Regions from separate parts of the Homo sapiens genome. Here region 1 is linked to region 2. The links are chromatin loops, found by intact Hi-C in ENCODE. Cell type or tissue: Caco-2. All regions are shown on one strand. Each heading gives the region's core, and the rest is flanking DNA. Links, peaks and the distances in the headings are about the cores only. Region 1 overlaps PDZD8 (PDZ domain containing 8). Region 2 has its middle 53 kb from the start of PDZD8.

What was found. Hi-C counts contacts between places; a loop is a spot of excess contacts. Peaks named below come from ENCODE experiments on the same cell type or tissue, not always from the same donor. Only the 100,000 strongest peaks of a DNase experiment are listed, where the experiment ranks them.
Region 1: a loop joins it to region 2, with 2.1 times the contacts of the local background. A loop is called at or near these places in 1 of 110 quality-filtered maps.

Annotation. Positions count from the first base shown.
Region 1 is chr10:117,329,098-117,340,805 of GRCh38, forward strand. All of the region lies in intron 2 of PDZD8 (PDZ domain containing 8), which reads right to left. Among named protein-coding and RNA genes, the nearest start is that of PDZD8, 40 kb to the right of the region's middle. In Caco-2, for the core only: no CTCF peak of the experiment used is centred there; no DNase peak of the experiment used is centred there.
Region 2 is chr10:117,422,138-117,433,845 of GRCh38, forward strand. No RefSeq gene overlaps it. Among named protein-coding and RNA genes, the nearest start is that of PDZD8, 53 kb to the left of the region's middle. In Caco-2, for the core only: a CTCF peak has its summit at 9,218 (motif pointing right); a DNase peak (open chromatin) is centred at 6,594.

The DNA of each region.
Region 1 (11,708 bases), core at 3,552-8,551, 94 kb before region 2:
CTTTCCATTCAAATTATATAATGACCAGAAGCAAGCAGTAACAATCACTGGCTAATAAATATTTTGCATAAATATAAACAAACATGTGTTAAATATGCAATAAATGAGTATAAATAAATTTCTACTACTACTACTTCCAAAGGGAAGTCAGTACTACTAAACAAAAAAGCAAAAGAAATTGCCTTTTATCTCCTCTAAATTGCCGTCTATCTCCTGAAAGAGCTATTACCTCTGTGAAATTTCTTACCAAGTTCAAAGTATTCTTTTAAAGGCAAAGGTATGTTGAAACCTTCCAGTAAGCATAAATACAAACACCACCTAGAAACATGTTAAGATCGTTTACATGATTAACCCATTTATACCGGAGGTTGAAAAATTTTTTTGTGAAAAATCAGACCTTGGCGATGACGTTGAGCAGTAGGATATAAATAACTCCCACAAGCTTAGAGTTCCAATAATGGAACACTAGGTATAAATGGATTAAAGATGAAACCAATGAGAAAAGGAAAGTAATTCCCAATGCTCATGCTATAAGAAAGTCATTTCTACAAAGAAAAGTACAAAATGATGGGGCATGGTGGCTCATGCCTGTAATCCCAGCACTCGGAGAGGCCAAAGTAGGTGAATACCTTGAGGCCAGGAATTCAAGACGAGCCTGGGCAACATGGCAAAACTCTGTCTCTACAAAAAATACAAAAAGGAGTTGGGTATGGTGGTGTATGCCTGTAGTCCTAGCTACTCGGGAGGCTGAAGTGGGAGGATTGCTTGAGCCTGGCGGGTGGAGGTTGCAGTGAGGCAAGACCAAGACACTGCACTCCAGTCTTGGTGACAGAATGAGACCCTGTCTCAAGAAAGGAAGGAGGGAGGAAGGGAAGGAAGGAAGGAAGGAAGGAAGGAAGGAAGGGAGGGAGGGAGGGAGGGAGGGAGGGAAGGAGGGAGGGAGGGAGGGAGGGAAAAATCTGTTTTTTTTTTTTCCTTTGGTGACTAAACTTAATTTGAAAGGAAAACCCTGCACTTGAAGGGGGTCAAATACCACTTCACCTGTTGTTAAAAGAATCAGGCTTGGTTGACCTTTTATACATGCTCACCTCCTCTCTATATTCCCAACCCCCCTCAGAAACATCCTCATGCAGAACTCAATTTTCCTCAATTTTCACGACTTCCAAATCTAATCTTCAGTCCTCATTTTCCCCCTGCTACCTCTAAAACCCCAAGAGTTTGCAGAACACTCCTACAGGGAAATCTAACCATGCCTTACTACTTAAGATATGTAAAATCAAATTCATCTGCCTTTGAAATGAGTACCTCTATTTCCCCATCCAGTCCTGGAAGGTAACTGTGTCTTGTTCTTTCTATCCTATAACATGCAGAAAATAATCAGTACTTGCTGAGCAGATCAACGTCAATGGATACATAACTCTCCTACACTCAGATCCTTAGAGTTCCTTTGCCTCCCCTGCCTATTAACTCATCCATATATTCAGTCACTCACTAAACCCTGTCCTAGTTATCCCACGTGTCCCTTCCTTCTTGTTCCTATTAAAACATATCTATGAGGCATTTACTTCCTCACCTTTAACCCACAACACCTCTTAAATTTGTCTCTGGGACTTCAATCTCTATATATACAATTTACTCCATAAATATGCACATTTTTCTTAATATCACCTTCAATAACTTTTCTCTGATTAAAGGATCACCATTGTAACTTCTCTTGCCAGCAAATTTGGCCCTGAGACATCTACACTTCATTCAGACAAGACCTGGAAAATACTTTACAATTCTAATTCTCTTTTATCTTATGGCTCTTTTTCCAATTACCTAAAATCTACAATCCATCTAGTTTCCTGAATCTTATCCATGAAGTTTTCCATGGTAGTGTCAATTCAAAAATACTTTTTCCTTGCACTAAGTTTCTATACTACCCATCACTTAAGCCTCAATTCAAATTAGACAGCCTCATATAGTTGACTTATTTATGCATTTGTTTTTGTCTGTTAGCCCTAACTACATTTTAAGTTTCTAGAGGGCAGACACTGAGCTCCATATTTTTTGTATTCATCGTAGTATTTAGACAAAATGCATTCACTATTGATGTTGGAAAGACTGGTGGTAGTGTGGTGGAAGCAGTAGTGGTGGTGGTAGTAGCAGAAATAGTTGAAGCAGCTAACATTTACTGTAAGGACAATTCTAAGAGCTTTACATTTATTATTTCATTTAATTTTCACAATTACTCAAGGAAATAGGTAATGGTATTACCCCTAATTTACACATTAGAAAATGAACACAGAGAGGTTGAGTAACATGCCAGACATTGCACAGCTAATAAATGAAAAGTCTGGACTATATAAGTTGAGACAAATGGGTTGAAAAAATTTTGAAAGAGAGAAAATAAAGGCAGTTGTCTTTTGGTTAAAATTACAAATGCTACCCGTGAATAAAATACATTAAAAGCACTGATTATCAAAGACACAATCCTCTTTTAAATTATTATTTTCTGACCACAGTTCATTTTTGCTGAAGGTATTGTATGAGTGTATAGCATACCAATACAGCATTTAAAACATTTTGGAGTATGGCATTTTAAAAAAGAGCACTGGTATTATGTCAGCTGTGTTCCTACTTAGTTTTCTTACATTCTCTTACAATTCAGACATCAGAAGAATTAAAGAGCTATATTTTGTAGTATGAAACAGTAGTGGAGGTATACAATTACAAAAGAAACAAGGCTATTTTCCAGCATCACAACCTTAGGGAAAAGGATATGGGGAAGAAAAGAGAGCCTACATAAATACAGGAGGGAGAAATTCCAAATTTGCAGTCTTTTGAAAAGTCTGCCTCTAGTCAAAAGCAACCTAATTATACGGAAGATTCTTTATATCTGAGAGAAATGTATAAAAACTAACGGAAAACATCACTCAACTTTTATTTAACTGCATATAAGATGTTAAATAATTAATAAATGCAAACATAGTCTCAAAATCTTTACAGGAACTTGGTTCATCTGGTAGAGTTATGCCTAAATTTACACAGAATTACACAGCTTTAAAGACTTTGAGGAATAATATTCAGCAACAATTCCAAGTAATTCCTTCTGGTTTTCAAAAGCATTCATTTTGAGTGCAACTTTTCCTTTATACAAATTTAAATGTCTTATGCCTGAGCTAATTTCCTCTTATCGTTCCCTCCAAGAAAAAAACAAAAAACAAAAAACAGAACTTCAGCCTTCAACTAAAAAATACTTCATTATTATACACATTTCTCCATCCCTCGATCTTTCTGAAAAGGTAATTTATTTTAAAAATAATGCCCTGCCCTAAAAAATGTTACAATTTTCCAAAACCTACACTTCTAACATAATATAAAAGTTTTCAGAACCAAAATAATTTTTATTCTGTAAGGGTTTTTTTTTTTTTTTTTTTTTTTGAGACTGAGTTCTGCTCTTGTTGCCCAGGCTGGAGTGCAATGGCGCCATCTTGACTCACCGCAACCTCCGCCTCCTGGGTTCAGGTGATTATCTTGCCTCAGCCTCCCGAGTAACTGGGATTACAGGCATATGCCACCACGCCTGGCTAAGTTTTGTATTTTTAGCAGAAATGGGGTTTCTCCATGTTGATCAGGCTGGTCTTGAACTCCCGACCTCAGGTGATCCACCCACCTCGGCCTCCCAAAGTGCTGGGATTACAGGCGTGAATCACCACGCCTGGCCTCTGTAAAGTTTTTTTAAAAAAGGATATGGGCCAGGCGTGGTGGCTCATGCCTGTAATCCCAGCACTTTGGGGGGCCAAGGCAGGCAGATCACTTGAGGTCAGGAGTTTGAGACCAGCCAGGCCAACATGGTGAAACGCCCGTCTCTACTAAAAATACAAAAATTAGATGGGTGTGGTGGCGGGTGCCTGTAATCTCAGCTATTTGAGAAGCTGAGGCAGGAGAATCACTTGAACTTGGTAGGCATAGGTTGTGGTGAGTGGAGATTGCACCATTGCACTCCAGCCTGGACAGCAGAGTGGACTCTGTCTCAAAAAAAAAAAAAAAAAAAAAAAAAAGGGGATATGGAGGCAGAATAAGATAACAGAAAGACCGAGGAACTCTGGAGTTAGACAAAACTAGATTCAAATTCCAGTGGTACTGAGCAAGTAACTTGTGGATCTCAGTTCATCTATAAAATGGATATAATAACACTAATCTTGTAACGATGCTCTAAGAGCTGAAAATAATACATGCAGTAAAGTACCTACATATTGCAGATAATAAGTACAACTAATAATACAATTATTTGTAGAGCCATGCCCCAAATATCTTCAGATTTAGCTAGATATTTTTCCTTAAAAAAATGTCAAAACATTAAAATAAAGGCAGGTAATATAAGAAGCACCCACATACCAACTACTCAGGAAAAAAGCAAATATTATTATTTAGCCTCATTTGCTTCAGGTGGATTTAAGTTATATTCAAGCCAAAATAACCAAACAAATTTAATCAAACTCAATGCTAACATAAACGGGATTCATAGACAAATGCAAACTGGAAATATTTTGAAGTTATAACTACTAAAATAGCTCCTCTTGTAAATGAATTTCAAAATTTCATAATATTAGCAGCCTTCCCTACAGAACTAAACATTTCACTTTAAAATATGAACATAATGCTATTTAAAGGATTAATTCCCTATTTCTCTCTTCTGTCAAACTTCTACTTTGAAAATGCTTCACCTAATATGTGAATCAAGACCAGATGACAACACTAAAAAAGAATTTAATCACATAATTAAATGATTTTCTTTGCCTTAAAAGATCAATGTATTTCTGGTTCCAGAATGATGTCAAGAGTGGTGACACAGTTTTGAGTCTCCCCAAAACCCCCCCATAAAAGGACAAAAAGCAATGAGGGAAACAAAAGCAAAATTCAACAACATGTACAACAAAATGAGGTGGCCAATACTTTAACAGTAGTGAAGTGTCACTCAAATTCTTCCACAGATTGTAATTATAAAAACTGGATAAACAAAATTTTTTATCACATTTAAAGACAATGAAAACCTTCTGAATGTAGACAGAAGCCTGCTTTGAGATTAATATTTCAATTATCAAAAAACTGCAGCTGCAGGCAGGGCACAGGGCTTCATGCCTGTAATGTTGGGCTTCATGCCCAGCACTTTGGGAGGTTGAAGCTGGTGGGCTGGATGAAGCTGGTTGAAGCAGGAGTTTATGACTAGCCTAAGCAACAGGATAAAACTCTTTCTCTACTAAAAATACAAAAAATTAGCCAGATGTTGGTGTCACATGCCTGTGGTCCCAGCTACTTGGGAGGCTGAGGCGGGAGGATCGCTTGAGCCCAGGAGGTCAAGGCTGTGGTAAGGCATGATCATGTAACTGCACTCCAGCTTGGGTGACAGAGCAAGACCCTGTCTCAAAACAAAACAAAACAAAACTGACTCCTAATGTGCTCAGATACTAGATTTAGCAGATCAAGGCTTCAATGCAGCCATTATATATATATATGGCTCAAAAAACTGACAGAACATTTGTTCAAAGAATTAAAGGAAAACATAATGAGTGAACAGATAGGAAATATCAACATAGAAATGAGACACTATACAAAACAGAAATTCTAGAGCCAAAAAGTATAATAAATGAGATTAAAAATTCACTAGATGAGCTCAACAGAAAACTGGAGATAGGAGAAGACTCAGTGAACCTGAAATTAGACCACGTGAATTACTCAATCCAAAGTACACAGAGAAAAAGAATTTAAAGAAACAAACAAATAAACAAGCAAACAAACCAAACCTCAGGGGACCTATGGGAAAATGAAACAGCCCAACATAATATGTAATTTAGAATAAGAGAGGTGGGAAAAAAAGGCCAAAACAATTGGAAAAAAAAAATAGCCCAAGCTCCCAAATTTGGTTGTAACCATTAATTCATATATCCAAGAAGCTAACTGAAATGGAAGCAGGAAAAAACACAAAGAAAGCTCCCTCAGACATGGTCTAAGTGCTGAAAGCCAAACATAAAGTAAAAGGTTGGAAAGCAGCCAGAGAAAAACAACATGTTACATATGGGGGAAGAATAAAAAAAGTTGCTGACTTCTCATCAGAATATGGGATTGACATAGCCAAAGTGCTGAAGGAACAGATGAAAGGAAAATAAATTTCCAGGTAAGCAAAAAATGAGTTAATTTGTTGCCAGCAGACCTACATAACAAGAAGCACTAAAGGAAGTTCTGCAGGATAAAGGGAAGGAATACCAGATGACAATTTTGATATAAAAGAAGAAATAAAGGGCAACAGAAATGGTAAATATACAGTAAATGTAAAAACAACCCACCACTACCAAAGTTTGTTCTTCTTTTAATTTCTTTAAAGGACAGATAACAGTGTAAGGCAAAAATAACACCACTGATGGTTTAATAACCTATATACCATCTGTATATCTTTTTGTACAGTTCTGGGTTTGCAGAAGCATGTTAATACTCTATGTATTTAAAAGCGAAAATCAGTAAGGATGAAGAAAAGTAGGAGTGGGGGGAGACTAAATCTGAAAGCAATCTGAAACAAACCCAACTATATTTTAAATGAACACCATAATCACACCAAAGAGGAAAAACAAGTCTAAATAATTTAAGAACACAGTACTTGACCCCCACGTTCCCTCAACCTTGGGCAGGGTAAGGGAGAATTACAAAGGAATCCTGAACTCTTTGTATTATGTTTTTTGTACTTGTATGGACAATGCATTCTGAAACTAATTAAGATTATTATAGGATTGAGCAAGTGAATAAAAGTGCCGATGTTGTTGAGAGCCATGAAGTAAGAATTGGAGGAAGAACCAAAGCAAGGAACAATTCCATAAGGATGAACTAGAGTTGGAGGTACAGGTTTGCACATTCTTTATCCAAAATGCTTAGGACCAGGAGTGCTTCAGATTTTGGAATATTTGCTTATATTTAACGAGATATCTTGAAGATGAGACCCAAGTCTAAACACAAAATTAATTTGTTTCATATACACTTTATAGCCTGAAGGTAATTTTATACAAAAATATTGTTTCCTGCATGAAACAAAGTTTGTGTACAGTGAACCATCAGAAAGCGAAGGTGTCAGGTGTGTATTTTCTACTTGTGGCATCATGTCAGCACCGAAAAACACTCAGATTCTGGAGCATTTGGGATTTCAAATTTTTCAGATTAAGGTTGCTCAACCTGTATCAGGTGAACTCATGATTTCTAAATTACGTATGTGTATGCATGTATAAGTATTGATACATGAATATATTTCCTAAGTGTCCTCTGAAGAGGTCTATGAATATATGAAGTAGCAATAAACACACCCAACATTCAGATCTTAGTTTCTATTAATAATACCATCCTTTACTAAAATGAACTAGGCAGCTAGTCATGGTGGAACATGCCTGTAGTCTCAGCTAAAAATAAAAAGAATTGGGGCTCTTTGGAAAAATAGTTGTTCTGGGACCGTGGCAGAGAAGATAGAAGATAAATGCAGAACAGCTTGTTACATCAGAAAGTAATGAAGTCTAAAAAAAAAAGACAAAAAAAAAGATGGGGTCATATCACACACAGGATCCATCTTGAGGGGGTTCCTACTGGCCAAATCTGAGACAATTTAGACACCAAAATAATTAAGGACAGTAAAGAATTATAACCATTGAGAAAAATAAAAATTCATGGGTCAATGGTGACAATAAACTAAGAATAAGGGAAGACTCTTGGTAACAGAATAGAATGTCAACTGCTGTGGTTTTCTGTATTTGTGTTATATTTAACATTTAAAACTTAAAAAAAAAAAAGATGTAATATTGAAATCCAGTGAGACCAAACACCCTAGCTGGGCATGGTGGTGGGCGCCTGTAGTCCCAGCTACTTGGGAGGCTGAGGCAAAAGAATGGCGTGAACCCAGGAGGTGGAGCTTGCAGTGAGCCGAGATCATGCCACTGCACTCCAGCCTGGGCCACAGAGTGAGACTCCATCTCAAAAAAAAAAAAAGTAAGATCTAACTAATCCGTAAAGTTTCCTTTGTTGTCTTAGCTGCCAGAAAATTGATCTCTTTTCCATGTTTTTGATCTAATATATCTTCTGCTTAAGTATACATGCTTACATGTTTTCTTTGCAAAATATCTCAAATATCTTCTATCCTTCAAGACAGAAGATAGACTATAAATTATAAATTTAAAAATAATCATCTTAACAATCTGATTGCAACACTAATGTGAAATAATTTCACCTACTAGCAGTACGACAAACAGCCATTGCATTCATCTGTGGTTAAAAAAAATCAGCTTTCATCAACTCAAAAAAACATGCAATTGTTCAGAATGACTGCTTTTTAAAAAATACTTGACAAAAGCAAAATGTGAAAACCAATTTTTACACATAATACTGCCTTTCCACCCTCAAGCTATTGCTTGGGAAATGCGAAACAGTATTTCAGATAGTTAGGAAAGAACCTCCCTTTACAATATGAGACCTTTTTAAATTAATAAAATTCAAATTCCAATTCTCACAAACAAATATGCAAGAAAAAACATGCCGTTTTTTCTTCACAGATACTGCAACGATTATCTTGAGACATAATAATAGAAGCTACATCTACTGTAGGTATCCTATGTGGTAGGCATTGTGGGTAGTTGCCTATCTCTGATTACAATTACCAGCAAAGTAGCTCCCTTGCCCATTTCACAGATGTGTAACTTGCCTAGTGACACTATATAAGGGCATATGGCTAGATTGAATTCAGTGCTTTCTATAACTCAAAAGTCTATGTTATTCCACTATATATGAAGTAATAAGCATTTTTTTGGTCCTTCTTCCAAAAAGAAAGCACTGTTATTTGTGCTTTCATTTTCTCTAGTGCCTCTTTTTGCTTCAGGAATTAGAATAAAACACACAAGCTGAATTTATATTCAAAATGAGATTAACTATTGAAATAAAAATGCTTAGGTTACAGTAATATGTCCTCTTTAGTTTGAATCCTATAAACTTAAAATCTACCTGAACAGAGTTTTCTGTTTTTATACTAAGAAAAAAGTTTACAAGAAAAACAGTAACGTTAAGTTTTTAACGGAAAGAATGTTAGGACTTAATACGAAGACAAAAAAGCAGGAATGAGTTGAGACTTACTCTTGCCTTCATACACAAATAATTCTTAAACTATGTAAACAATAACACAGTACCACAACACTGAGTAACTTTTACATGCTTGGATTTGTAAAAATGGCACAAGGAAATCTCTAGATAGTGTACTTGTTCCCAAGATGAATCTATCACTTGGGGAAAGGTGCTGGCTATATAACCTAAGCCGACAGTTACATAACTTCAGATATTAAAAAAACTATTTTTCCATGTTTTTCCCTTCAGCCTAATTATGTACTCTCTAAAAATACTGGACCTTAATTTTTGACCAGGTGATAAATAAAACAACATAAACAAGTTTATAGTGAATAGCTGGGCTATCACCTTGACCCCTGTCCATCATCATCAACCCAGTTCCTTCCCTGTATACCCCGTAAAAATTCTTATTGGTTTCTCACTTATCCTTTCAGAGATTTATTACACAGTTCCTTATTAAAATAAAGTTGGTTACAGGTACTTCACACATTCTAATGCTTTTCTTTTCATTTATCTCAACATGACCTAAAGAATGTCTGGCTATACTTTCTCAATGCCTTACATGCAGTCTTTGATTCCTGTAGCAAGGCTTTAAGTGAGCAGTACTGCAGGTAAAGCAAAAATGTGGTGAGCAAAGCTGACACCAAAGCTAGTGGTTAAATAGCTACAAGCTAACAGACATATAATCAATACCTAACCCCACCAGCAACATTAAAGCAAATGAACTAGTATTTTCTAAATACCTAGCATAGTACCTATTATATGTATTTTACTGTACACTGCAGTTCCTTTTACAAAATAGACAACATATTTAGTCTTTTTTTGATTTAAAAAAAAAGGGATTCTTTGTCTACCAGGCTTTCTAACATAATGATACACAATCCTGAGTCACCCTGGACTTAACCAAAAAAAAAAAAAAAAAAAAAAAAGGATTAAGTATATTATTAGTATACTCAAAACTAACCTAACCATTAGCAAGGACACAAATGTATTAGATATAAAATATAACCTGTGTGCTCAAGTACTTAATTGTATTATGGGTTGGAAATAAAAGTCATATGTACCAAGTAAGTGGTACAAACAAGTGTCAAAGAAATGTAGCCGGAGGATAGTATACTTGTACTTGGAATGATCAGGAGATACATTAAGAAGGTAGCTTTTGAACCAAACCAAGAAAGGTTGGCTTCATGGAGCAGAGAAGGGGGCCAAGAAAGCAGCAGCTAGTCAACACAATGGGCTTGGTGCTTTAAAATATTTAAGTAGGGAATGGCAAACTACAGCTTATGGTCTAAATTCAGTCCACTGCCTGTTTTGTATAACCTGTGGGCTATCAAGGGTTTCTATGTTTTTAAATGGTTGAAAAGTATCAAAAGAATATTTTATAACATATGAAAATTACAAAATTCATATACAAAGTTTTACTGGCACACAGCCACATTCATTCAGTTACACATTATCTGTGACTGCTTCTGTACTGCAAGGCAGAGTTGTATAGTTGCAACAGAGAGCATGTGAATCACAGCCTAAAATGTACTATCTGGCCCCTTAGAGAAACAGTCTGCCAACACCTTGCCTTGGGAAGGCCTATGTAGCTGAAGCACTATGAATGAGGGGCTGGGCGGAGGATGGTGAGACTGAAGCTGGAGAGCTAAGAGGAACCTGTGTGTCATGGTGAGGATTTGGGTCCACATCCTAAGAGTAATGGGGAAGCTGTTAAAGAGTTTTAACTAGGAGACTGACAATTAGATTTGCATTTTGAAAAGATCATGTTGGTTGTTATATTGGGGACCAGAGGACTAGGAGATATGAAGGCTAGTATAGTAAGTAGCTCAAGCAAGATATGAATATAGCTTAAACTTTGGTGCTGGCAAAGTAAAACAAGGAGGCTAGGCAAGATTATTTCTGAGATCGCTTCCAGTTCTAAAACGCTAAAAATCCACAGTGGTTCAAAGTCTAGTTTTGCAACTTTCCTGAGTGTTTCCAATTATCACAAACAATTCTCAAAACCGTTTTGATAGGTGACAAAGATTCTTTGCCAGGCCAAACTTTACTGAGGTTTCTGAATCTTCTGCTAGGCCCATCTGTCCAGTTTCAGCAAAGAACTCTGCGAAGTCAGTTTAGCAAGAAACCCCTATCCTTGATATCTGATCGTCCTTTACCATCCTCCATGATGTCTGATCACCCTGGACTGTTTTTAGCAAGAATCCTGTTAGGTCGGTTTAGCCAAAATCCCCTTTACCCTTGATGTTTCCTCTTAGTAAGTTTCCATCCACTGATCCCACATTGCTTCTTGGCTATAAATTTCCACCTGCCCATGCTGTATTCAGAGTTGAGCCCAATCTCTCACCCACTTCAAGACCTCACTGCAGTGGCTGCTATACTTATCATGATGGTCCTGAATAAAGACTTCCTTACTCTGCTTTAATAAGTATCATTGAGTAATTTTCTCTTTAACATAGGAACAGCTCCCCAGTAGGTAGAATAAGTTAAAAATAAGCCAACAGAGCACTATGCATCTAAATAGTGTCAGAATGACTACAGAGTAAATGCCTCTCCCTCCATTAAAACACTTTCTAAAATAT
Region 2 (11,708 bases), core at 4,539-9,538:
GGGAAGCATCAACCACTTCCTTAATTTTCACTGTCTCCATTCCTCTTAGCAAAGGGCAGGACTGCGGTGTTGGAACTGTCTTTTGCATGTTTGGCTTTCACAGCTGCATTTGTAGTCCAATAGTTTCCTCCTGTTGGTCACAATGCAACCGAATTCATCCTCTCCAGCCACGTTTATTCTTCAGACCCATCGTGCTCTCTGGGCACCTGCCTTTCTGGTTGGGGAGGAGAGAGCAGAGGAATGCCCAGGTTTGGGAAGAACAGTGGGACCTGTAGAGAAATTGCCATCCAGAAACTATGGACGGGTAGGAGTTGGAGGCTTTTGAGAAGTCAGTCAGCCCATTTCTGTCTTACCACTTAATAATGCTGAGAGGTTGCAGGAGTTTGTATTGTTTTAATTTACGAAGAGCAGGAACCTCTTAGTGCTATGGAAGTAATTGAAGAGGCAACATGGCTATGAAAATTATCAGGCACCAAACAGCAGTGATACTGATGGGGTGAATGCCTGCATCCCAACTGCCCCTTCTCAGGATGAGCCTCAGATACATAGGAGCAGGACTGAGTTTGGGCTATGTGACCCCATCCCTGTGCCACACCCATGCACTTGAGTGGTCCAGTGGTGGGCACCTGACCCAAGCTGAGCCAATTAGAGTTCTTCCCTGAGAATTTTCCAAATTCGAACCATTTGGAGGTAGGAGGCATTAGGATGTGAGACAGAAGCTGTGAGCTGGCATGTTCTCAATCGTTCAGAGAAAACTGGGCTGCAGTGAGAGAGTGTAAAATCCACATACAGAGGAAGTCAGCTTTTGAATCCCTGGTTTCATTGTTCCTATGGCTCAGCTGCAGCTCTCCCCTTCTTTTTAGTTTGAGCTAGTTTGAGATGCATTTCTGTTCCTTGTGACTAAAGTGTCCTGACTCACAGAAACCAAACTATATCAAGCATCTGACATGGCAGGAGCTCTTTGTCCTTAAAACCCCACACCTGCACCTTAAGAAAGACCATTGCTTCTATAGGAGATGTCATGAGAGAATGCAGCAACTTCAAACTGTCTGAATCGAAGTTACATGAGGCCCGCAGGAAGAGTTTTACAACTAAATAAGTGCAACATTTGGGTTTCCCCAACTGATTCTGTTCTCTAAGCTTCTTCATTGCTGCTTCTGCTCTGCTATCCTTCATCTAGCCTTGACACGTGTGTGCTGAGATGGAGGAGCACTGGACTGCGCGTCCTGATTCTGCCCTTCCCCAGTCACATGATGTCAGGCAAACCATGGACCTCTCTGAGAGTTTATTTTCTCATCTACAAAATAAGGATAATAGTAATGCCCAGCTCATGACTTTACTGGGAGGCCCACAAGGGAGTGAAGTTTCAAATTCAAGTGCTGTGACTTTCTCTTGTAAAACAAAAAGCAGATCACATGGCCTTACAACTCTTTGATCATTCGATTCAATTCAATTCCACTTAATAAATATTGCTGAGTGACCACCATATGCCAGGTCTGATGAGAGCTGGAGCTCTTGTAATGAGCAGGACAGATGAGGGCTGTCTTCATGCAGCTGACATTCTAATGGGGGACAGCAGAAAATAAACAGGTAAACCAAGAAATGAACAACTAAGACAGTTTTGAATGGAGAGAAGCCCAAGGAAGAAAACAAAATGGGATGTAGAGTGAGTGGGGTATGTGCTTGAGAGGAGAGCAGGGCAGGCTATTTCAAACTGGGACAGTTTTAGAAATTCTGGGGTATGTATTGACCATGGATATAAGCCATCTCGTTAGGTCCCATGCCCAGCATGCAGGTGTTGGGCCCAGGGTCAATGAAGGATGTGTGTGAATGGCTGAAGAACTCCGCATGCACACTGCCTTGCCAGCTTTGGACTCTGCAACCTAAAGAATTGATATCCAGACTCAACATTTGTTGAATCTTAAAAAAAAAACATGTTAACTGAACAATTGGCTTGAGCAGGGGAAAAATGCTCACTCTGGGCTCACATTTTCTTCGCTTATTTCCCTTGGTATTTCTTTGCTATGGATAATACCCTTTTCTTTCTTTCTTATAATTTTTTTTTTTGGACAATATCTTGAAAAGCATCCAGGTCAAGATTGATATGACATTGGCTCTTTCCTTGCAAAATTAGGCCTTGCTCAGTCTGGGGGCCCAGCGTTTCAGAGTTTCCTGCTGCTGACATCTTCAGAAAAGACTTCCACTTTGAGGTTTAAAATTTTTCTTCCATGGCAAGTCTAAATGGGAGGAATGTGCCTTAGGCATTGTACTAGGCATGTTATATCATGTAATTCTTGTTTTTTTTTTTTTGAGACGGAGTCTCACTCTGTTGCCCAGGCTGGAGTGCAGTGGCCCATCTCCGCTCACTGCAAGCTCCGCCTCCCGGGTTCACACCATTCTCCTGCCTTAGCCTCCCGAGTAGCTGGGACTACAGGCACCCGCCACCATGCCCGGCTAATTTTTTGTACTTCTTTTTTAGGAGAGATGGGATTTCACCATGTTAGCCAGGATGGTCTCGATCTGCTGACCTAGTGATCTGCCCGCCTCGGCCGCCCAAAGTGCTGGGATTACAGGCGTGAGCCACAGCTCCCGGCCATATCATGTAATTCTTAAAGAAGTGAACCTGTGGAGTTTTAAAGAATTGGCCAAGGACATCAAGCAAGTTACAAGGTGATCACACGTACCTCTAAGTCCTGCCTGGGTTCACTCCACAAAGGTCATTCACAAATTACAGCAAACATTGCATAGTGTGCTTTAAACAAAGCCACCTTACAGAAGCTCTTTTGCACCCATTATCAACGATCTGCACAACAGCTCCGTGAGGTGTTGTGGACGCTTTTATTATGACTTGTCAGTACCTCTTACCCTCTTTTTCAGCTTTGCTCTCCCCTCTCAAGGAACAGCACCTTCCTCATTTCAGTGAATTGGTTCTAGGGCTACGGTGGTATCTTGCTCCTCTGGCTGCAGTGATTGGCCCAACAATGTACTTGTGGCCCACACAGGGCCAATCAGAGTCGTTCTTTGGGTTCTTATACCTTGAGCTAGAGGCGTATACTCTTCTTCCTGGGCAGCCACTGCACACGTGAGCCTGAGGGTAGCTGTGTTCCAGCTTTGCACAGAAAGCAGGTTTGGGAGAATGAAGCCAGAGGCCAAGGAGAGAATGCGGAATCCTGGAGTGTTGAAGGCCCTTGTTTTGATTCCTCGCGTCCTCCAGTGTGAGTGAGTTCACTTTCTAGGACATGCATTCAAAGAACTCCCACTGAGGGGCCAGCAGGAATTAGTTTCTGAGGCAGCAACTAGGGGCAGCAGTTGCACACAGGTTGTTGTTTTTTTTTTTGAAGCTGTAGAAGAGGAAAGCCTCTGTGGACGATATGCAGAAAGGTATCTTTCTCTGCGCCAGACCTCTTTATGATGCAAATGACAGAAAATCCCAGCTTAAACTGGTTTAGACAATAAAGCAAGTTTAAAAGCTAAGGTAGGGCAAGGCACGGTGGCTCATGCCTGTAATCCCAGCACTTTGGGAGGCCAAGGCAGTTGGATCACTTGAGGTGAGGAGTTCGCCGACATGGTGAAACCCTGTTTCTACTAAAAATACAAAAATTAGCTGGGTGTGGTGGCATACGCCTGTAGTCCCAGCTATTTGGGAGGCTGAGGGATGAGAATTGCTTGAACCTGAGAGGTAGAGGTTGCAGTGAGCCGAAATTGTGCCACTGCACTCCAGCCTAGGTGATAGAATGAGACTGTCTCAAAAAAAAAAAAAAAAAAAAAGCTAATGTAATTTAGAAGTCTAGAGACAGTCTACCTTCAGGTGATGCTTGACCCAGGCTCTATTGATGTCCCTGAACGAATTTCTTCACCCCTCTAATCTGCCTTCCTCAGTTTTCGCAGAATGACCTTGAGAAACTTTAGGCTTCTCTTATTGCAGCAGCATGCCTCAGTTTCAGATCTTCAGAGAAAAAGGGTTTTACCCCACCCCCATGGATTTTGCACAGTGCAGAGATGTGCTTTTCCTTGATGACCGAGGCTGGGGCAGATGCCCAGTTTTGATTAAAACACTGGCTGGGGGAGGGTGCTGTGTTGCAGCGAGGGGCTAAGCAATCCTCTCCCAGTTCCATGGCAGAGAAGGGAGGAGAAAGGATTCTCTAAAGGCAAATCAGAATACTGTTGGGGAGAGAAGCAGGAAATGGAGACAGTAGATGTAGTGATGTGGCAGGTCAGGTCTCACTAATGCAGGCCTCCATGACAACTGTTTCGTACTGACTGAGTAGTTAAGTTAAATATTAAAAGTGGAAAGAGTCAGTGTCCTTATACAAAGACTGGAATGTAACAAAAGCCCACCAAGAGTTTTGCCTAGGTCTTTCCTGGGCTTTAAAACATGACAAAATAACAAAAGAATTCTTAACAGGACCCATTTAGGATGAAACAAGTTTTATTGAGGGTCTGAAGAAACTCCCCAGGCTTCCACAAACAAGTTTACTGGGGGTGTAAAGGAATTCCCCAAACCTTTATGATTTAGCAGGAGACAAGATAAGGATAATCACTTCAGCACCTGGGCCCATTTAGATTAAGTAAATTTACTGAGGCTCCAGAGGAAGGTCTTCAGGACTCAGACCTTAGTTATGCATTAAAAAAAGTTAATCACTTATGTCTTTAGATGAATGCACACTTACACACTTACATGTAGACATGTAGCTTAGAAGGTATATAAGCTCTGGAAAACTTTGTAATTTTGAGTTGGTCTGACAATAATTTCCAGGCCTTCTCCCTGTTACCTGTTGCAGAAATAAAAACTCTCTTCCTCCCCAGTTCATCTGCATCTTGTTACTGGGCCACAAGAAATAGCAGCCTGACCCTCAGTTTGGTCCAGGAACAGTGACACATGGCCACTGCAGCTCTTATTGCTAAGGTCACTGTATGTCCAGGTGAAGGCTGGGATTGGCTGAGATGCAGGAGGAATGAGGGCAACTCAGCTTGTGTAGACAAACTGAAGTGAAGGTTTTAAACATGGCTGCAGGCCGGGCATGATGGCTCATGCCTGTAATCCCAGCACTTTGGGAGGTTGAGGTGGGTGGATCACTTGAGGTCAGAAGTTCAAGACCAGCCTGGCCAGCATGGTGAAACCCCATCTCTGCTAAAAATACAAAAATTAGCCGGGCATGGTGGCACACACCTGTAATCCCAGCTACTCGGGAGGATGAGACACGAATTGCTTGAACTCAGGAGGCGGAGGTTGCAGTGAATCGAGATCATGCCACTGTACTCCAGCCTGGGTGACAGAGCAAGACTGTCTCAAAAAGAAGAAAAAAAAAAAAAAAAAAAAAAAACCAGCTGCAGATGAAACACACTTTGGGGTGATTTGTAGCACCTGGTGCGCACTTTGCCAAACAGTTCCCTTCATGTGGGGACCTAGTAGATGATGTGTGACACAGTCTTTCTGCTGCCTCCCCCATGTGGCAGAGTGGGATTCTTAACCCTAGCTATCTGACACCCCCAGGATCCACTGCCCATCAAGGTCAAAGCCATGTCCTCTCTCCTGCTCTCCTGGCCCTTTTTGCTTCACCTCCCTGGCCCAGACGCTAACTAGCTGTGCACTTGCACAACAAGACCCTGTCTGCTTTTTGCAAACGGCAGGCCCCTTAGGGATAGAAATTGGGGCGGGGGGAGGGGTGTTTTTGAAACCCTCATGCTGACAACTGAGGCTCCATCAGTGTCTGCTGCATCAACATCTTTAGGGCTTAGGCTATTTTTTTTGTTTTTTTTGGTCTTAAAAAGCTGGCTGAATGGATTCTCCTGACTGCGTGCTTATTAGAAAGATATTGCATCAAAATGTGGTGCAGAGTTTTCACTTCTAGAAATCTGACTTTTCCAAATGCCTGAACAGCTGTTCCTTTTGCATTATGCATAACAGGGAATAATTAGAGATGACCTCAGTGTCCATCAGGTAGGGCATCTCTCCGATAGCACACTTAGCAGCTCTTTTTAAAAAATGAGCTAGTCACATGTCTTCCCATGGAAAGATGTCCAGGATATGTATTCAAGTGACAAAAAAAAAAATCGCAGAACAATATGTAATCCAACCACCCCCCTTCCCTGGCAAACGATGTACAAAAATCACTGAGAGGCTACACTCCAAATTGTTAATAGTGATTCTCATTGGAGAATGGGATTGAGGTAGTAAAACATTCATGTTTCACTTCATTTCCTATTTTTTATTTATTTATTTTTTGAGACGGAGTCTTGCTTTGCCGCCCAGGCTGGAGTGCAGTGGTGCGATCTCGGCTCACTGCAAGCTCCGCCTCCCGGGTTCATGCCATTCTCCTGCCTCAGCCTCCCGAGTAGCTGGGATTACAGGCACGTGCCACCATGCCCGGCTAATTTTTTTGTATTTTTAGTAGAGAAGGGGTTTCACCGTGTTAGCCAGGATGGTCTCGATCTCCTGACCTCGTGATCCGCCTGCCTTGGCCTCCCAAAGTGTTGGAATTACAGGCGTGAGCCACGGCGCCTGGCCATTTTTTGTTATCTTTAACAGTTAGGCAGTCAGGCACTCTTAGATAAGATTTGGAAGGCGTAAGCTGACAAGCACAGCTTGGAGGGATTGGACTTTATTGGGGCTGTGTTAGCAGAGGTCTCCTGTCTGATTACTGACTTTGTGGAGAGGGTGCAGAGCACCATTTGCTAGTTTGCATTAGAGCAGCTGTGATGTGGTTCTGCAGCCGCTTCAGCAGGAAGCTTTTCAGTTTAGCAGGTAACTTTCTGATGGTTAATGAGCCAGCTACTCTCTTGTAGACTGATTTTGCTACTGGATTCTGTGACTGGAAATTGTACTTTTATTCAGCCCTTCCTATAATTCTATAAACTATTTGTGATAAACCTCTTTTGTTTAAGCTAGCTAGAGTGGGTTTTTTTTTTTTCTTTACACACACACTGATACGGAAATCTGGAAAAAGCAGCATATTTCTTTGCGTTCAAAGCTGTCTGATCCCTTAAAAAGCATGAGAGAATTGCTTTTCTGTTTCTTTTAAATTAAGCTCAACTAGGAAGACTAAACTTCTTAAAGTTCCTCCCAGTAGTTTATGAAATCTGTTGGCACAAATTGAAAGAGTCAGAAGTGTGGTCTCTAAGCCTCCAAAATCATCTCTCTACATTTCCTCTGTGTGCACACACCATTTCTCTATCTCTGGTCATCCCATAATTTCATTTAGAACCACTTTGCAAAACTAGTTTTCCTAGACCAGATACTAGACCAAATACAAATAGAAACACAAGAAAAAAATTATGAGAGAGTGAAAAGTGCGTAGTCTACTAGTCCAATTGATATTAACAATAGCTTCCTTTAACATAGAATGAATGATGACTCACATTTTTCCTTCAGGATAGGATTCTATTCTTTTTTGAGACAGAGTCTTGCTCTATCACCCAGGCTGGAGTGCAGTGGCACGATCTTGGCTCACTGCAACATCCGCCTCCCAGGTTCAAGTGATTCTCCTGCTTCAGCCTCCTGAGTAGCTGGGATTACAGGTGCTCACCACCATGCCCTGCTAACAGGATTCTATTTTTAAAAACCTGTTTGATATGCAATTTTCAAAGTTAAGTGGCATTTGAAGTTACTTACCAACGTTTATGTCAGAGATTTGAGTCCAGAGAAAAATGAGGAATGCCCTTCTCTGATGAGGTCATCCTGACAGTCCAAGGCAGAGTCTCTGAGGCTTGAGAGAAATTGGAAACCAGAAGTGCAATTTGTCATCTGGCCATGCCTCCATCTGGCCATAGTACCTCCTCACCAGCTCCACTTTGCCCTACCCTATCCATCAACACCCACATCCCAGCAGCCCCAGCTGTGCAGCACTGTACAGTTTACAAAACTCTTTTGCATATGCATTCCCATTTGGCATCACCACCACCCTATGAGGCTGGCAGAGCAGCTGGCATTAGCCTCACTTCAAAGAGGAGGAAGCTCCAGTGCAGAGAGCTTAAGGGACTTGCTGCAGGTGACACAGAAGCAGCGCCAGGTCTTGAATCAAGGTTTCTAAGTCAAAACCCAGTATGTTTTCTAGAAGCCATGGAGCCACTTGTGTTTTATTCTTCTTTGAAATTTATTTTTATTTTTTATATTTTTAGAGACATCTCTCGTTCTGTCACCCAGGCTGGAGTGCAGTGACATGATCACAGCTCACTGCAGCCTGGAATTCCTGGGCTCAAGGGATCTTCCCACCTCAGCCTCCCAAGTAGCTAGGACTACAGGTGCACATCACCATGCCCAGCTAATTTTGTTTTATTATACTTTAAGTTCTGGGATACATGTGCAGAAAGTGTAGGTTTGTTACATAGATATACACGTGCCGTGGTGGTTTGCTGCACCCATCAACCCGTCATCTACATTAGGTATTTCTCCTAATGCTATCCCTCCCCTAGGCCCCCACCCCTTGACAGGCCCCGGTGTGTGATATTCCCCTCCCTGTGTCCATGTGTTCTCAGTGTTCAACCCCCACTTATGAGTGAGAACATGTGGTGTTTGGTTTTCTGTTCCTGTGTTAGTTTGCTGAGAATGATGGTTTCCAGCTTCATCCATGTCCCTGCAAAGGACATGAACTCATCCTTTTTTATGGCTGCATAGTATTCCATGGTGTATATGTGCCACATTTTCTTTATCCAGTCTATCGTTGATGGGCATTTGGGTTGGTTCCAAGTCTTTGCTACTATAAAGAATGCCACAATAAACATATGTGTGCATGTGTCTCTATAGTAGAAAGATTTATAATCCTTTGGGTATATACCCAGTCATGAGATTGATGCCCAGCTAATTATTTTTATTTTAATTTTTTGTAGAGATGAGGTCTCACTATGTTACCCAGGCTGGTTTTGAATTCCTGGTCTTAAGTGATTCCCCTGCCTTGGCTTCCCAAAACACTGGGATTACAGGTGTGAGCCACCATGGCTGGTGTGTTTTATTCTTTATGGTCTTACCCCCTTACGAAGATGGGCCCCATTTCTCCTCCTGGCTCTTGGGTCAGCACTCAAATAACCATGGACATCTTGCAAACTGGCAAGGCCTTGACCTGAGTTACTTGGTATCTGGCTGCAAGTTGCACAGTTCTCCAAAGTTAACAGCACTGGTAGCTGTCATTTTTCGCCACTCCTCCTTCCTCTGTGTGAATACCCATTCATTTTTGGGAAGAGAAAAATGAAGAGCTTCAGGCAGATAATTCTCTGTGACCACTGGATGTCAGTACTGATCTATGCTTGATAAGTGATCCTCTTCCCAGGCCAGGCAGAGCCGTCAGCACTCGGGTTTATGATGAAGCAGGCGCTGTACATTGACCAAAACCAAAATGTACAGTGACTACATATTTTAATTAAACAGCTGTGTTCCTCCTGCTCCCTCTCTGAGGATTCTTCCTCTAAATTGCTTGATTGAGCTGTTCTGGACCCAATCTCACAAGAGTGAGGGAAGAAACAGCTTTGCAAACACAAGCTTAGATCATCTCTGTTGTCTGATTAATTCCCTTTCCGAGGATGGCACAACTTCAGGTGTATCAAAAGTATTAAAGAGCAGAGAGCCTAAGTGGTCCTTTGAGATGGGGAAAATTGGAGCGGTGAGCCTTGTAGAACTATGTGATTCATTACACTATGGGAATGTGTAGCTTTAAAAATAAAAACATAGAAGTGTGATAAAGCAGCTACTAAATGGGGAAGGAAGAAAAGTAAGAGAAGGAAGGAAGGGCTTATGGATTGGACACAGTGGCATTGGGTGTGAGGGTTTTGGGGACCCTGGACTAGAAGCTCTTGTTGCGTTAACTCACTAATTCCTCCTTTAGCCCCATAGCAAGCTCATGAGGTGCTACTAGATGAGGAATTGAGGTTTAAAGAGGTTAAGTCCAAGGAGCCAGTGAGTGGTGGGATTGGGCTTCAAACCCAGTCCTCTATGATTCCAGAACTCATGCTCCTGACCGCTGTTATCCTGTCTCCCTTCACCTTCACCCACGTGGTCTTGGTGACTTGTCTAACATCACACAATGTTTGGGGATACAGGAAGTGGAGTGGGGCAGAGACTAAGTGTTGGGGTTTCCTGACGGTCTCAAATGTTCTTCCCATGGCCTCACTGGGCAGTGTCCGAATGTCTGCGTCAGAAAAGAGGTAAGGTGAGACCAAGGACCCTGCTCCCTGAATGAGCCTTGGGGAGAGGCCAGATGACTGTGGCAGCCATTTTGGAGAGGGGAGTCAGGTTCAACGCCTGCCCCCCCACCCACCCTGCACCCACCAAGCACAGCTCTGAGCAGCCCAGTGGGTAACTCACATTTCCTGGGACCCTCCTGCCTTTCCTCATGTAGCCTGCCTAACCCCCCCACCCTGGACTTATTATGATATTCCCAAACTGGCAGGTGACCCCTATCTCCCCCATTCCTCCACCTCTGCTCCTGGGAGCTGATTTTAGTTCAAGGCAGCCTTCCAGGCCTCTAATCTCTGCACATTGTACACACATTGTCAGGGGCCTTTTTCTTATAGACTGAAGCCTAGCGACAGGGTCTGCACAGCAAGTACGTACCCTGGTGACTGGCAGCTAAGTGCATTCTGATCTAGTCACCCTGGGGCACTGGAAGGTTTCCAGACTGACCCTGGAAGATTTCCTCAGACTGCTTGGTGGTTCAAGTTGGGGGGACTCAAAGGGAAGAGAAGCCCTTCAATCCCCCAGTTAATGACAGGCAGAAGCCCCAGACTCTTTATTGTCAAATGGCAGGGCGGAGCTGGGGGACCCTCCATGGCCATCCAGCTCTAAAGTTCCATGTTTCCAAGGTAAGTTGAGTTTGGAGCATGGCCCGAGCAGTCTGGGCTGATGTCATTCACAATGACAGAAGTGGACAGAGTCTTGGCTCACCCTCAACTGTGGGTGAGAGTGATTCTGTGGTCTCAGATGGCAGATGGGTAAGGTCTGGGGAGTAGAAAGGTGATTTTTATCTTTAACCAAATGAAAGTTCCTACCCACGTGACAGCTTTGGTTTAGGGGGTGAGAAGGCACCCTTGAGGTGATAACAAGATTGATAGGGAGGTTGGGCACCCGCCTAAATTCACTGCTGTCTCAAGGGAGACTCTTAGGAACTGGCAAGAGGACTTGATAGGAACCTCATCATGGTGGAAAGGGATGTGACTGAGTGTTAAGTTTGTGAAACGGATGGTCTTGTGGGAGAGATGTAGGAATAAGCCCCATGTGTTGAGAAAGACATAAAAGGACATTGAATACCACAGTGTGCACACGTGTGTGTGTGTTTTAAACTATTATAGTTCCTGGTTTAAAACACACACACGCGCGCACACACACACACACACACACACACACACACACATGCACACTGTGGTGTTAAATGTCCTTTTCCGTCTCAGTTCCCCAGCTGGTCTCTCAGCTTCCCCACTATTCCCGTCTTCCTTTCTACACAGACCTAACAGCCTAAGGCCCCATTTTCAACTCATTACTCTCAGATCTTCTGGGACAAGCTTCCTACCTGCTCCGACTTCAGGCCTCCCGTCCCTGGCTGCAGCCTTCCAGCCACCTTTGCTCTTTCCTGTTTCCCATCAGCACCCTACCCCGCACCACAGGTTCACGCTCACATGGATCTCACACTCACGTTTTTACCCACCTGCAATTCTCTCCACATTCTTGCCTGTCAACCTATCCACATTCTCCCCTTTTAAAAATAGCATTATTGAGACATAAT